Regions from separate parts of the Mus musculus genome. Here region 2 is linked to region 1. Evidence: chromatin loops called from intact Hi-C (ENCODE). Cell type or tissue: left cerebral cortex. All regions are shown on one strand. Each heading gives the region's core, and the rest is flanking DNA. Links, peaks and the distances in the headings are about the cores only. Region 1 overlaps Zkscan6 (zinc finger with KRAB and SCAN domains 6). Region 2 has its middle 43 kb from the start of Pirt.

Region 1 (6,363 bases), core at 1,642-4,141:
GAAACACTCATGAAGCGCCTTCTCCCAAGTTTGCTCGCCTGTCTTCCCTGATGACATGACAAGGTGTCAATCGATTGTTCCAAAGGAACTCTTGTGAAATAGTAAATATACTGCTCCAAATTAAAATCAGAACTGGGTGGAATGTGTGGTTCGCATGTACAAAATCTGACGTGACTCCCAGAACAAAAAAACAATTGATAATAAAGCCATATCTATCAACTCTTATTGTCTGTAGTACATTAGCAGAGGAAAATGATTAGACTCCATTAGGAAAAGGATAATCTGAGTCCTTTTCCTTCTCCAGGATTCTAGAATTCAACACACATGTACATGGGCATGTGTGTACACATGGGAGTGACCTATTTAAAAAATTCAGATTTATTGCCAGTCTTCAAACATGCTAAGCATCAATTGATGCTGCTGTTTAATGAAGTCCAGGTCCACAGAGACCATATAGAACACTCTTCTGTTTGTTTATTTTGCTGAAGTAGGTGGTTAGCACTGATTGGGATTGGGTTGAGAAAGTTTGGTTTGGGCCAGCAAGACGGCTCAGTGGTAGGAGCGCTTTCTACCCAAGCCTGACGGCCCCCACAACAGTGGAGACGGCCGCATGAGGCTGCGCTCTGGCCTCGGGACTCATGCAAATGGCCGCATGAGGCTGCGCTCTGGCCTTGGGATACATGCAAAGGCACAGCATACCCTCACACAGGTCATAAACACAGGCTAACAAATACAAGTTTTTTACAAATCCAAAAAGTATTTTCTCTGAATTTCTTTACTGATGTACTGGCTATTACATGGAGTCTTTCTGAGGAAATTTTAACTACCTATATTGGCCTCATGTTGTCTGAATATTAGTTCTCTCTGAGAAGGCAAACTATTGAAATAGACAAGACTGACAGTAGATCCAACATGTGCTCTTTCTTTCATGGTTAAATAAATATACCTACAGCCCTGCAGCCAGCAACTGCAGGTAGTCAAGATCACAGTTAGCTATAATTAATGCAATAACTACTTCACCCACCACCTGCAGTTTGATCTGCAGAGGTCAGAAATGGCTAGAGACTATGATACCACTGACCTTTGCAGGGGAGTCTTGCCATCTTCTCAGCGCCGTGAAGGTGCAGGCCCACCAGCTCTTCCCCATATTCTGCTAAGTTAGTCAAGTCAGGTTTGGAGTTGGAAATGCCTGCTACTGAGAGAGAGAAATTTTGTGGGCTTAGATAAACAGTGACGTCTGGGAGCTCAAAAGAGAAGCCCAGACATCGAGTCACTTATATACACTCACCAGAGAACTAGATGATAAGGACATATGGTGAATGCCATGAAAACAAGAATCTAGACAGGTGACAAGGACCCAGGGACCACTGGCAGTCTGGTGCAAACATCAAAACAGGGACTCGTATCTTGCATGAGGCAGTTCAGTTTAGTAGGAAAAAGAATATGGACCTAAAGCCAGTAACACCTGCTTCCACATTAACTCAGCCCTTGGGAGCTGTAGAAGATTGAGCAAGTCCTTGATCTGATGATGCTCACTTCCAACATCTTTAAAAAGGGAATCCTATGGGTGAGCATGGTGGCACACCCCTTTAATCCCAGCATTCAAGAAGCAAAGACAGGTGGATCTCTGTAAGGTCAAGGGCAGCCTAATCTATCTAGTAATTTCCAGGTCAACCAGGGCTACCTAGTGAGACCCTGTGTCAAAAGGGGAAAAATGGGGCTGGAGGGTGGGGAATAGTAATATCACCACGCCCATTTAATGTGTTTCATAAATGAAAGGTATTACTATAGTTAACACAATCACGCAGTTCCTGGAGAACAGAACACTTTAAATACTGGGACATTCTTATATGCCTGCTGTTTCTAACTCATCAACTTTCTATAGCAGCACCAATGCCTTCTGTTACACACCCCTTCAACAGGTGCCTCCTGGAATGCACAGAGAATACCTAACAGTTTCCCAGTCTTTTCATCTCCTCTCATCAGGTGGACAACATGCCCTCACCTCCTGAGACCATTTTCCCATAGGTCTCCAGCATGAGATCCCAGTACTGTTCCTTCTGAGTAGAATCCAGGTGTCTCCACTGCTCCTGGGGGAAATCACAGATGTATCATTCCAATGAAGGTGCTTAAACCTGCTTCCAAACCACAGAAAGCCGAGAGGAAGGCATGCGCTGTGGACCCTGGTCAACAGGAGACCTAAGAACTCACTGGAGCAAGTGAGTCCCTGTCAAGGACAAAGAGAACAATGGGAGGATGACAGGTCTCAGATCCCCATTGCTTGCCCAGTTGATAAAACATTAGGGGCGCACTTCTGGGTTTTGGTTTGGTTTGGTTCTATGAAACAAATTAGGAGTGAAGAATACCACACACCCTGACCCTTGCTCTTGTCTCTTTCAAGAGCCGTAGCTCTTCTGACACTGGGTGCCAGCTATCCCCACTATTAGCAACCTAGAAATCCAAAAGAAAGGGAAAACAGTGAAAGGGAAATTAGTGAGAAAGGTCATTGTAAATGAGCGAAAAGGTACCAAGAGTTGACAGCTGTAAGCCCTGATTCCAAGACAAAGGCATCAGGAGTCACAACTGCATCCACCTGGAGTCCCTCAACGGCTTACTCAGGGAAGCTGGCTTTACTCAGTGCTCCACTGTTAGACAAAGTAGCCTTTCTCCTCTTCAACTGTAGGCTGAAGACCCAACACAGGAAAGGCCACCCACCTCAATTCCATCTACTTTGCAAAATTAAATTTCATTCTCCCCACAAAGAAGCTGACATTAGCAACCCAGAGTAACTGGCAGCACTCTGTGGAGTGTACACACTAGACCTCAAGTCCCAGATTGACCACTTTCTACTGTGTGATCGTGGGCAAGTGACTTAACCTTTTGGGGTCTTGGTCCCCACCTGCTGGCCGTTTGCACTAAGCGTGTTGGGAAGTTTGAAAGAAGAAATCCAAGCACCTCTGTTACCACAGGACACCGTGAGCTTCTCACCAGAGTCCTAAAGCAAGTCTGCCACCTAGCGTCAGCAAGGCCTCCAGGAGAGAGGAAGTCTGCAATTAGCAGACTGAGCGTGCGAGAGAGAAGTCAGGGAAAGGAGAAGAGAATTTTTGGTATGAAAAACATCAGAATGCTCAAAAGTTCAAAATTCTTAACTATACTGTAAATACAAAATTAAATTTAAACTTATTATTTTGTTAGTGTTACATGAATGAAACTTCTGGAAACAGGAGTCCTCAGGTCGAACCCACAAGCCCTTCATTTGAGAGCTGTCAGGGAAAAGGATGCCATGCAAGCCCCTGACATGATGGCAGCTTTTGGACACTGGACATTCCCCAGGGCACTGCAACAGTTGTTGCTCTGTGAAGCGGCAAGCAAGAGAGCCCAAGCACTGGAAGCTCCAACATCACCGTCAGCCAACTGACAGTCCAGAGTCACTGAGCATGGCACCCATGGCTGAAAGCTACACTCCAACACTGCCAAGAAGCTGAGGCCTGAGTGCAACCCTACTCTAGATGCAGGGTACCAGCAGCTGTACCTTTCCCTTTCAAAGTCCCAAAGTCCACTGTGTGCTCTGATGGAAAAGCCTGTTCCCAAGCGGAAAGAGCACCATCTTGTGGGCTTATCAGCTATGCCACCGTCAACTCAAATAGAGTAGGGGCACTCTACCCAGTCAGAGCTTCTGATAATGACATACTATGATAATCACATCCCCTCTGCATTCTGAAACAATTATCGAAACTTCAAATTAACAGACAAAACTGGAGGTAGGGGATTATTTAAATTTCCCTTAATTTTTCAAAGAACTCCATTAAATAAATATGAAAGTTTTGCTAAAGCTGATAATGGTTGGGGTTGGCAGTTATTGGGATATGTAAGGATGACTTATTTACCTCAGTGGTTGGTAGGCAGTTGTCAACTAATACATCATGTGTATATAGTCACCGATCAGCTAATACAGGCACTGTGTATGTGTATAATTGCCAGTCCAGTCGGCTAATAAGGGCTGTGTGTGTGTGTGTGTGTGTGTGTGTGTGTGTGTGTGTATATAGAGTCATCATTCAGCCATAACAGGTACTGTGTGTGTGTGGAGCTACTAATCAGGTAATACAGACACTGTGCATATTTATACTTGTCAATTGGCTAACCGAGGAGCTGTAAATATGTATAGTCACCAGTTGACTAATACAAATACCCGGTGTGTATAGTCAGTCACCAATTACCTAATACAGGCACTGTGTATGTGTATGTAATCATCATATTTGTTCTTTGTTTTATTTTGTGACTGGCCTGAAATGCTAATACTGCTGTCTCAGGCTTCTGAGTGCTAGAATTACAGGCAAGTGCCCACCATGCCTGGCCTTGATCTTTCAAGTTATCCAGAACAGGTAACGGATGCTGTCTGTAATGTTTAAATATATTAACCAATTCTCTGGACTGTCCCTACATACTCCAGAAGCAATAGTCCTTTCATAAAGTTAAGACACAGCTTGGTTTGGGCTGGGGAGATGGCTCAGTGGTTAAGAGCACTGACTGCTCTTCTGGGGGCCCTGAGTTCAATTCCCAGCGTCCACATGGTGGCTCACAACCATCTGTAACGGGATCCGATGCCCTCTTCTGGTGTGTCTGAAGACAACTACAGTGTTCTCATATAAATGAAATGATAAATTGTTGAAAAAAAAAGAGAGAGACAGCTTGGTTTTAAAATAAAACTAGCGCCAATGGTATAGGTCTACTGGACCTAAAAGTAAGATGACAAAGCTATGTACACTTCATTTTTTACCACAGAGGCCAAAAGTTACATTGGAAAAAAGATAGCTGTTCAATAAATGGTGCTGGCAAAACCAGTTATCTACCTGAGGGTGAAATTAAATTCTTATCTTTCACCTTGTACAAAAATCAACTAAAAAATGAACCAAAGACCTTAATTTAAAACCCTAAGTGCTGAAACTTGTAGAGGAAACCACAGGGACAACTCTTCAAGACACTGGAGTAGACAAGAACTTTCTGAATAGAACACTGCCAGCATAGGAACTGTCAGAAACAATCAAGGACCAAGTGCCAACAGATGGACCTCATAAAAATCCAAACCCTCTGCACAGCCAGGACACAACGCAGCAGAACACACAGCCCCAGGATGGGAGGAAATCCCTATGAGCCACACTTCACACAGGGAATAACACCCAGGATTTACAAAGTACTGCAGAAAGTAAACACCATGGGATGAGACTGCTGGCAAAGAAAAAGGAATCAGTAGACAGTTTTCAAATGAACCTTGGCCCTGGGTAGCAGACTTCTCGGGTGCTCAGCCACAATCCTGCCCATCTCTATTTTCACATCTCAGGTTTCGGTTACCCACTGTCAACTGATGACTGAGAGCATCAAATGGAATATTTCATAAATAATTCCTAGGCTTTAAGTTGTACATTCTTTCATTTATAATCTGTCTGCTTGTTTTTTGAGACAGTGTCTTCAGTACAGTTCACTGTGGCTTGAAACTCACTTTGTAGTCTAAATTGTCCTTGAATCTACAACACATACCACTTTGTTTTTAAAAGGGCTAGAAATACAGGTGTGCCACCACACCCAGCAACTGTGTGTCATTCTGAGTGGATGACATAATTTCAAGCAGGATGTGAGTCGTCAATTTAGCCAACACATCCACCCATACATTGTTCACCAGCACTTCCACCCTGCAGATACTGCTCACCAGGACATCCCCCTGAACACACTGCCCACCAGAGCATGCCCCTGCATTCACTGCCCACCAAGACATCCCTCTGCATACACTGCCCACACACTTGTTACTTAGCAGCTCTGCTTGCTGACAGACCCACAGTTGTATGATCAGTGCTTCTCTTCAACTGCCCTTATTTTACTTAAGAGAAGCTCTGCGAAGTGCAAGAGATGGTGGCCATGCCTGAGAGAAGTCATGAAGTATGTACTATAAACTGGAAAATGAAAACATTCTCTACTCACTAAGGAAAAAGCCACGCACAGAAGTTGCTGAGTTCTACAGTTAGAACAAGTCTTCTACCCATACAATGGTAAAAAAAAAAAAAAAAAAAAAGAGAGAGAGAGAGAGTGAGAGAAAACATTAGTACTAGTTTTGCTGTCACACCATGAATTGCCAAAGTTATAGCCATGGTGGGTGAGAGTTCTATTACCCACCTCACTCCATCTCAGCATGCAAGTCTGTGCTATCTGCACATAAAGGGTGAGCACGGAGTTACAGTAAGACAGACTGACACAGGGTTCCACACTCATGCAACTCTCATTACAGAGCATGCTAGATTTATTCCATTCTTAGATGTCAATGTAAATCACTCACCTTTCCTAACTTACAAATCAATCTCTATCAGAGGAATA
Region 2 (6,363 bases), core at 1,418-3,917, 1.0 Mb before region 1:
CCTAAACCCAATTAACTTCAAAGCCTCAGCCAGGTATTTCTACAGTAGTGTGGCAATAATAAAATAATGGTGTTAATAACTGCAGTCACTATGTAATGGTTCATGCCAGGATGTGTATAAAGAATCTTGTATAGACCTGTTTGTGCATCATGTGCATGCTCATACGTGTGCCCATGCTTGCGTGTTCGTGTGTGTGTGTGTGTGTGTGTGTGTGTGTGTGTGTGTGTGTGTGTGAATTTCTAGGTCCGACTAGCAAGCAGCCTTTGCCTCCAAGGAGGCTCATAAATATCAGAAATGGAGATTATGATTTTACAAGAGTGACCATTAGGTGGCGATGTGATACTGGTATTAACCCTGCTTCTTGCTGTTAGGTCTTAAGAGACTTGAAAACTGTTCTGAGGTGCTGGTGGGATGGTCCAAAGCTTTTTTGGTAGCCAAGATGGCCAAGATGGGGGTTCATGCATCAAGCCTTGTAGCTGTGGTTGAGGGATTTTCCAGGGGTCTGTGGGGGTTCTTTTGGGAGGACCCTGGATAAATCAGGGTGCACTTTCTCCTTGCTATCAACTCAGTTACTTCATTACTTAATTCAGCTCCAAGAGTCATTATTAAATCTCAGTTCTCACCAACATCTCCTCTGTCTTCACACCCTCAATTTTAGACTGGACTGGAACAGGGCAGCACAGAGGCCATTAGTTTCAAATCTCACATTTATGAAGGGCATGCTTAGGCATTTAATGTTATATCCAAATAAGGCTGCATGCAGGGTTATTCTGCCCCCCACCCAATGTTAAAAGGCTCAATCTGTTGCATGAGGAATACTTATTACATGAGAAATATTTAACTTATCCCACATTTTGTCCTCACCTTTAATGAATCTGCATTTGACAACGTTACCTTTCTAAAAATTAGATGTATTTATTTTATGAATATTTTGTCTACATGTATGTATGTATGTACACACCATGTGTGTTCTTGGTGCTCATGAAGGTCAGAAGAAGGGATTAGGTTCCCTGGAACAGAAGTTACAGATGTTTGTGACCTACCATGTGGGTGCTGGGAATCAAATCTGGGTCTTCTGCAGGAGCAGGAAGTGCTATTAACCACGGAGCCATCTCTCCGGCCCTTGTATCTTCAGCTTTAATTTATCAAAAATTTCAAATATTGGAAACATTTAAGATTTCTCACTCAGGTGTTGAAAAGTGGTCTTGTATTGAACACTCCAAATGTTTGCAGTCTTACCAAGGGAATTAACACACAACACCTCCTCTCATTCTATTCTGTGCTTACTCGGGCCACTTTAGGTGTTCCATGATATCTTAAAAATTTTATATCATTTATCTACTACTACTACAGTAATATTGCATAAAAATAACCATAAAACCGGAATAGCTTCCTAATGAGTACATTTTTCTTATGTATCTGGAGTCAGATGGCACTTAGTCCTGGGTTCTGCAAACCTCTCTGGCTACCTGGTCAATCTGAATTAGCCTTTTGCTGAGGTGCCTAGCTAGGGCCCTCCCTTCTGCCTGAGCAGGGTAGTCCAGACTTGCCTGATGGTGGTGGGAGATGTGCAAATGCCTAACCCTACATGCAATTCCACCCCACAAACTTCATCTTCCCTTGTTCTCACCACCATCTTACTGACCCAAGTCAGCTCCATGAGTCAGCTCAAAGCCAAGCAGGACCTACAACAGTAGACACGTATAGCCCAGTCACTGGCCAAGGGCATGATACAAGCAAGAGCCAAGTATAGGTTCCACTGCCACCTGACATGTAGTGTTTGCAAAGATGATAAGAACCTCCCAAGAAGATGCATTAAGGCTGTCTCCAGGACCTATATCCACGAATGTCAGTGTCATTCGGTATAGACACGTTTTTGAATTTAAGGGCTTAATTTTTTTGTTATTCATGTACTTTCAAAGACTACCTAGAACATAGAAACTTTGGACATGACTGGGTGCTCATGTTGAGTGAGCACATCACTCCCATCTCAGGTTCTCTGCTAGGTTCTAGGGAGGATAATGGGACAAAATAAAGCCTTTATTTCAAAGCACATTTCAGTATGTGTGTTTCCTGAAAGTCATTGCTCAGAGGTTGGGATCAGGAGGTGGCAAGATATTCTGCAGTCTCAGCCCAAATAAAGTTTGTATCATTAGGATGTCTTGGAGGCTGAAAGTCAAGGAGAGACAAACACTAGAGGAGGCATAATAAATGCAGGAACTCAACTTCTGTAGTTCCCAGTATAGGTTATCCTGTAGAAACCCTATGACGCACAGATAAACAAACATACCAGCTTTTAAAAAATGCAAGGAGAGACCTCTTAGTTATTGGTGTCACCAACTGAATAATGAATTTTATTTTAGCAGTTCGCTCCAGAATCTCTCTCTGAAAAGGAAAATTGCCTCTGTCCTGGAGAAAACCTTGATAAGATGCTCAGGGTTGAAGGTGAGACCCTGAAGGCATGGGTGTCCACGGAAATAAATTGTTGGTTCTCTTCTCTTCTCGAAAAGAAGGAAGAGGAAAAGAGACAGAGGGGAGGAGAATAAGGGAGAAATAAGACCCGAGGAGCTGACATGAGACCTTTGGAAGAGGGAAAAGCGAGACAACTTTGTGAGAAAATGTGCAATGTGTTCCAGGCCTCAGAAGAAGTAGTCTAGTGTGCGGTTTCCAGTAGACTGTTGCAGATGCTGTGTGGGATGCTCCCATGTGATGCCAAAGCTCACAAGAGCATCTGTACTTTCTCTGCTTTCACCTGCTCTTGCTATCCTTCAGGGGAAATGATGGATGGATCTCTTTTCTCCTCAGGATAAACGTGGTATAAATGGGTATAGGAGAGTTACATAGAAGCAGGAGCCCAGGGACCAAGACTTTTAGGATTGAGGACTAGAGGTCTTAGCAAACAGGCAAAGGCTTTGGATGTTCAAAGACTGTAGAGTGGAGTATGGTAGGGGTCTGCATGTGACACCTACTCTATGACATTCTCTAGTTGGGGAATACTCAGCTGGTTTCTTACGTCCTGCCTCTGTCCACTGACCTCTGTATGAGGATAGCAGTAGCATTTTCTTCATGGAGTCTCGGGAGGGTCCCACATTGGATAATGGGCACGGAGCACAAGGTATATATGCCTGGCATGTGCTTTCATGGATGGGATGCCAGCTCTCACTATTTTTGTCATCACTGTCCTTATTATTGCTCTTTTGCTGTTATTCGTGGATGGCCCCTAAGCAGCCTTGGCTTCTTTGTTGAGAATTAACTCAGGCCTGGGAATCAGAGAGCCAGGATATAGTCTCAGCTGCCACGGGGCCTTGAGAAAGTCACTTTGCCCTTCAAGGCCTCAGGCTTCACTTTCCTTACCACTGTAAGGAAATGGCTGTTTCCCCCTACCTCTACTTGCAGCAGACTCCCAGTCTCATGAAGTCTGTTTATTTTGATATTACAGGAAGCAGCCCTAGTTTATGATCAACAGTTCACTCGGAAATCCATTTTCCTCACTCAGCATAAATGTTGAAGTGAGCCTAACTCCATGTGTTTGTTTACGCCCCTTGGGAAGTTATTTTTCCCTTTTTACTTAATTACCTGATACCCAGACATTGCTCTGCAAAATTCCCCTCCAATACATTTTGTAAAGTCATCTAGACTCCCTCATTCGGTGCTTTGATTAAAATGCGCAGTCTTCTCCCGGCTTCGGCTCCATGTTAAATAATTGCACCTCCAGTGAGAAAGTCAACAGTACACGAAAGAGTTCAGGGAGGAAGATAAATAATAGGATCCAAAGCCAGCAGGGAGTTTACACTCCAGTGCCCAGGCAGAGTTGTGACCTCTTCCAGATGAGGCTGGCTTTAGGCTACTTTCTTTCCAAAATCAGAAGCATAATCCCCAGGCAGAGCAACGTTCTCACTGTCTATCTGTCACAATTACATCTCTGCTTGACTTGGTCTGCAGCCTGGGGAAGGAAGGACAGGGCGAGGTTTGGTTGCTTTCTGGGAAGCAACTCATCTCCCACCAGGGCCAAACTTCATTCCCTCCGCTTCCCCTCCCCCATAATTCCTTTGATAGTGTTCCACTCCAACTATGAGCATGTCCTGGATACAGGACACAGATCTTAGGGTCTGTGCTACTCCTGATAGAATGGCAACTTTGAATCAGGTCCCACCTTTCTCACTGTTTGATGATACTGACCTTAGTCATTTTTTGACCTTTTTCTGACCTCCATTGCCCTCCCTGCTTCTATAAAAGGAGCTTGACAGTGTAGTCAGACTTCTGCCAAACACACCTATGTCATGAGCTTGCACTGTGACCCTGGACAGGTGCTACAACTTCTCTGAGACCTAGTTTTGATCATCTAGAAGAATGGTTCAGAATTGCTGTGAAAAGCAAGCCATTTGAGACAATATGCCCAATGCCCAACATATAATGTCAGACAGAGATTGCATTTTGGGGGGGGGGGGAGCAATTGGTATGAAGTTCTGAAAGGATCAAGAGCTGAGGTTCCAATTAGGTTTTCATCTTGGGCCCATCAGATTTTTAGCTGTGACATCAGGTAAGTCATTTATCTTCAGTGTCTCTGATTTCTGATCTGTAAATAGAGATAATGAATGTCTACCTTGTAAAGTGTTAAGATGGTGAGATTAAATCTCTCCAACACACACATCAACCTTTCTGGCAAAGAGTGAGAGTTCTTTGAGTGCCTATGCCTCAGGGTGGTGATAATGATCTAGACCTTAATGAGCTGCTTCTGAGTTCTAGAAAGTAAAGCTCAATTGAAAATGGCATCCTAATGACTGTGGTCCAAGATTCCTAGTGTGCTGGTGAATCTTCAGTGTTGATTTGACTGGATCTAAAATCACCCAGGAAACAATGCCTCTAGGTGTGTCTGTGAGGTCGTTTCCAGTGAGATTTAGCTGAGGTGAGAAGATCACTCATGTGAGAGGTATCAGACCACTAAGTTCAGGTTCTGGGGTGAATACAACAGGGAAAACAAGAAAAACTTTCATATATTTGTTTCCTGACTGTGGGCATAACATGGCCAGCTACCTCACTCCTTGGCTGCCTATGCATCTCTGGCATAATGGACTATACACCCTCAGACTGTAAGCCACATGACCCCTCCACTCCTCTGCTGCCCATGCACCTCTGGCATGATAGACTGTGCACTCTCAGACTGTGAGCCATGTGAACCCTCTACTCCTTAAGTTGCTTTTACCAGGTGTTTTGTCCCAAATAGGGAAAGTAACTAATAAACCTAGTGCTTCAACTTTGAGGTACCAGGATTCAAAATCCAGTAACCAAACTTACAGATTGTTCATGAATTTTCATTCTTGTTTCACAAGGCATGACCAGGACCTTGAAGAGCCAGAGTGGCATCTGATAGCCCTTTAACTTAACACCCTTCTATTATCCCAACATCTGCTCAGCTTTCTGCCCATCCATCTGTCCATCCATCCATCCATTCATCCACCCATCCATCCATATCAAGTTGTTAGAAAGTCTTTATGGGGTCTTGAAAGGGTACTGCTTTGTACCGAACACAAGGCATATGCTTGGCATGTGCTTTTATGGATGGGATGCCAGCTCTCACTGTTTTCATCACCACTGTCCTTATTATTGCTCGTTTGCTGTTATTCCTGGCTGGCCCCTAAGTAGCTTTGGCCCCATTGTTGAGAATTAACTCAGGCCTGGGAATCAGAGAGCCAAGGTATAATCTCAGCTGCCACATGAATTTATAAGATGCATAGCATATAAAGCCCACAGAAGAGCTGTTTTAGTAGAAATAAGCAAGGATGAACAAAAGAGTAGAGTTTAAGAGAAAATGGAGGATTGCAGGGACTTGTGTTCTTCTGGGGAGCTTTGTGATGGTTTTTAGGGGCTGGTTCTGAACACAAGGAGACTCAGTGTCCTCCTCCTGTTTCTTCATTGCTGATGCTCTGTGGAGGTATCTCCTCTCTGACCTCAGACTCTCTTGATTACAGTATACCACAGTGGTTGCACACAGGGGCCTTGGATCCCAGCTGTCTTGACTCAAGTCCCATGTCTCTAATCTACTTCTTATTGGCTCGATCTGGAGGTAATTGAGTAATTCTCTGTGCTTTGGTTTCCTAATCAGTATACAGGGCTGGTGGTGTAGCTCAGTGGTCTAGCAAGCCTGAAACCTAGGGTTCAATCCCCAGCATCTAAGTAAATAAACAAACAAATATTCAAATATGGGATGATAATATGCTCAGCTATACAGTGGGAAATAAGAGGCATTAATGAGTGTGCTGTGCTTGGCATGAGCCTAGAATACCAACATGCTTAAATGTGTTTGCTTAGCTTAAAATTATCATGTTGTTCTTGATGTGGTTCCTACTGTGTTAAGACAGAAGA

The links. Peaks named below come from ENCODE experiments on the same cell type or tissue, not always from the same donor. Only the 100,000 strongest peaks of a DNase experiment are listed, where the experiment ranks them.
Region 2: it touches region 1 in a loop (3-fold over the local background); 10 of 42 quality-filtered maps call a loop at or near these places.

The regions. Positions count from the first base shown.
Region 1 is chr11:65,817,657-65,824,019 of GRCm38, reverse strand. Zkscan6 (zinc finger with KRAB and SCAN domains 6) reads right to left here. Exons shown (of 7, transcript NM_001302374.1): 5 at 2,006-2,090; 6 at 1,082-1,195. Among named protein-coding and RNA genes, the nearest start is that of Zkscan6, 14 kb to the right of the region's middle. In left cerebral cortex, for the core only: CTCF peaks have their summits at 3,022 and 3,620 (motif pointing left); DNase peaks (open chromatin) are centred at 2,999 and 3,559.
Region 2 is chr11:66,865,873-66,872,235 of GRCm38, reverse strand. No RefSeq gene overlaps it. Among named protein-coding and RNA genes, the nearest start is that of Pirt, 43 kb to the left of the region's middle. In left cerebral cortex, for the core only: no CTCF peak of the experiment used is centred there; a DNase peak (open chromatin) is centred at 2,687.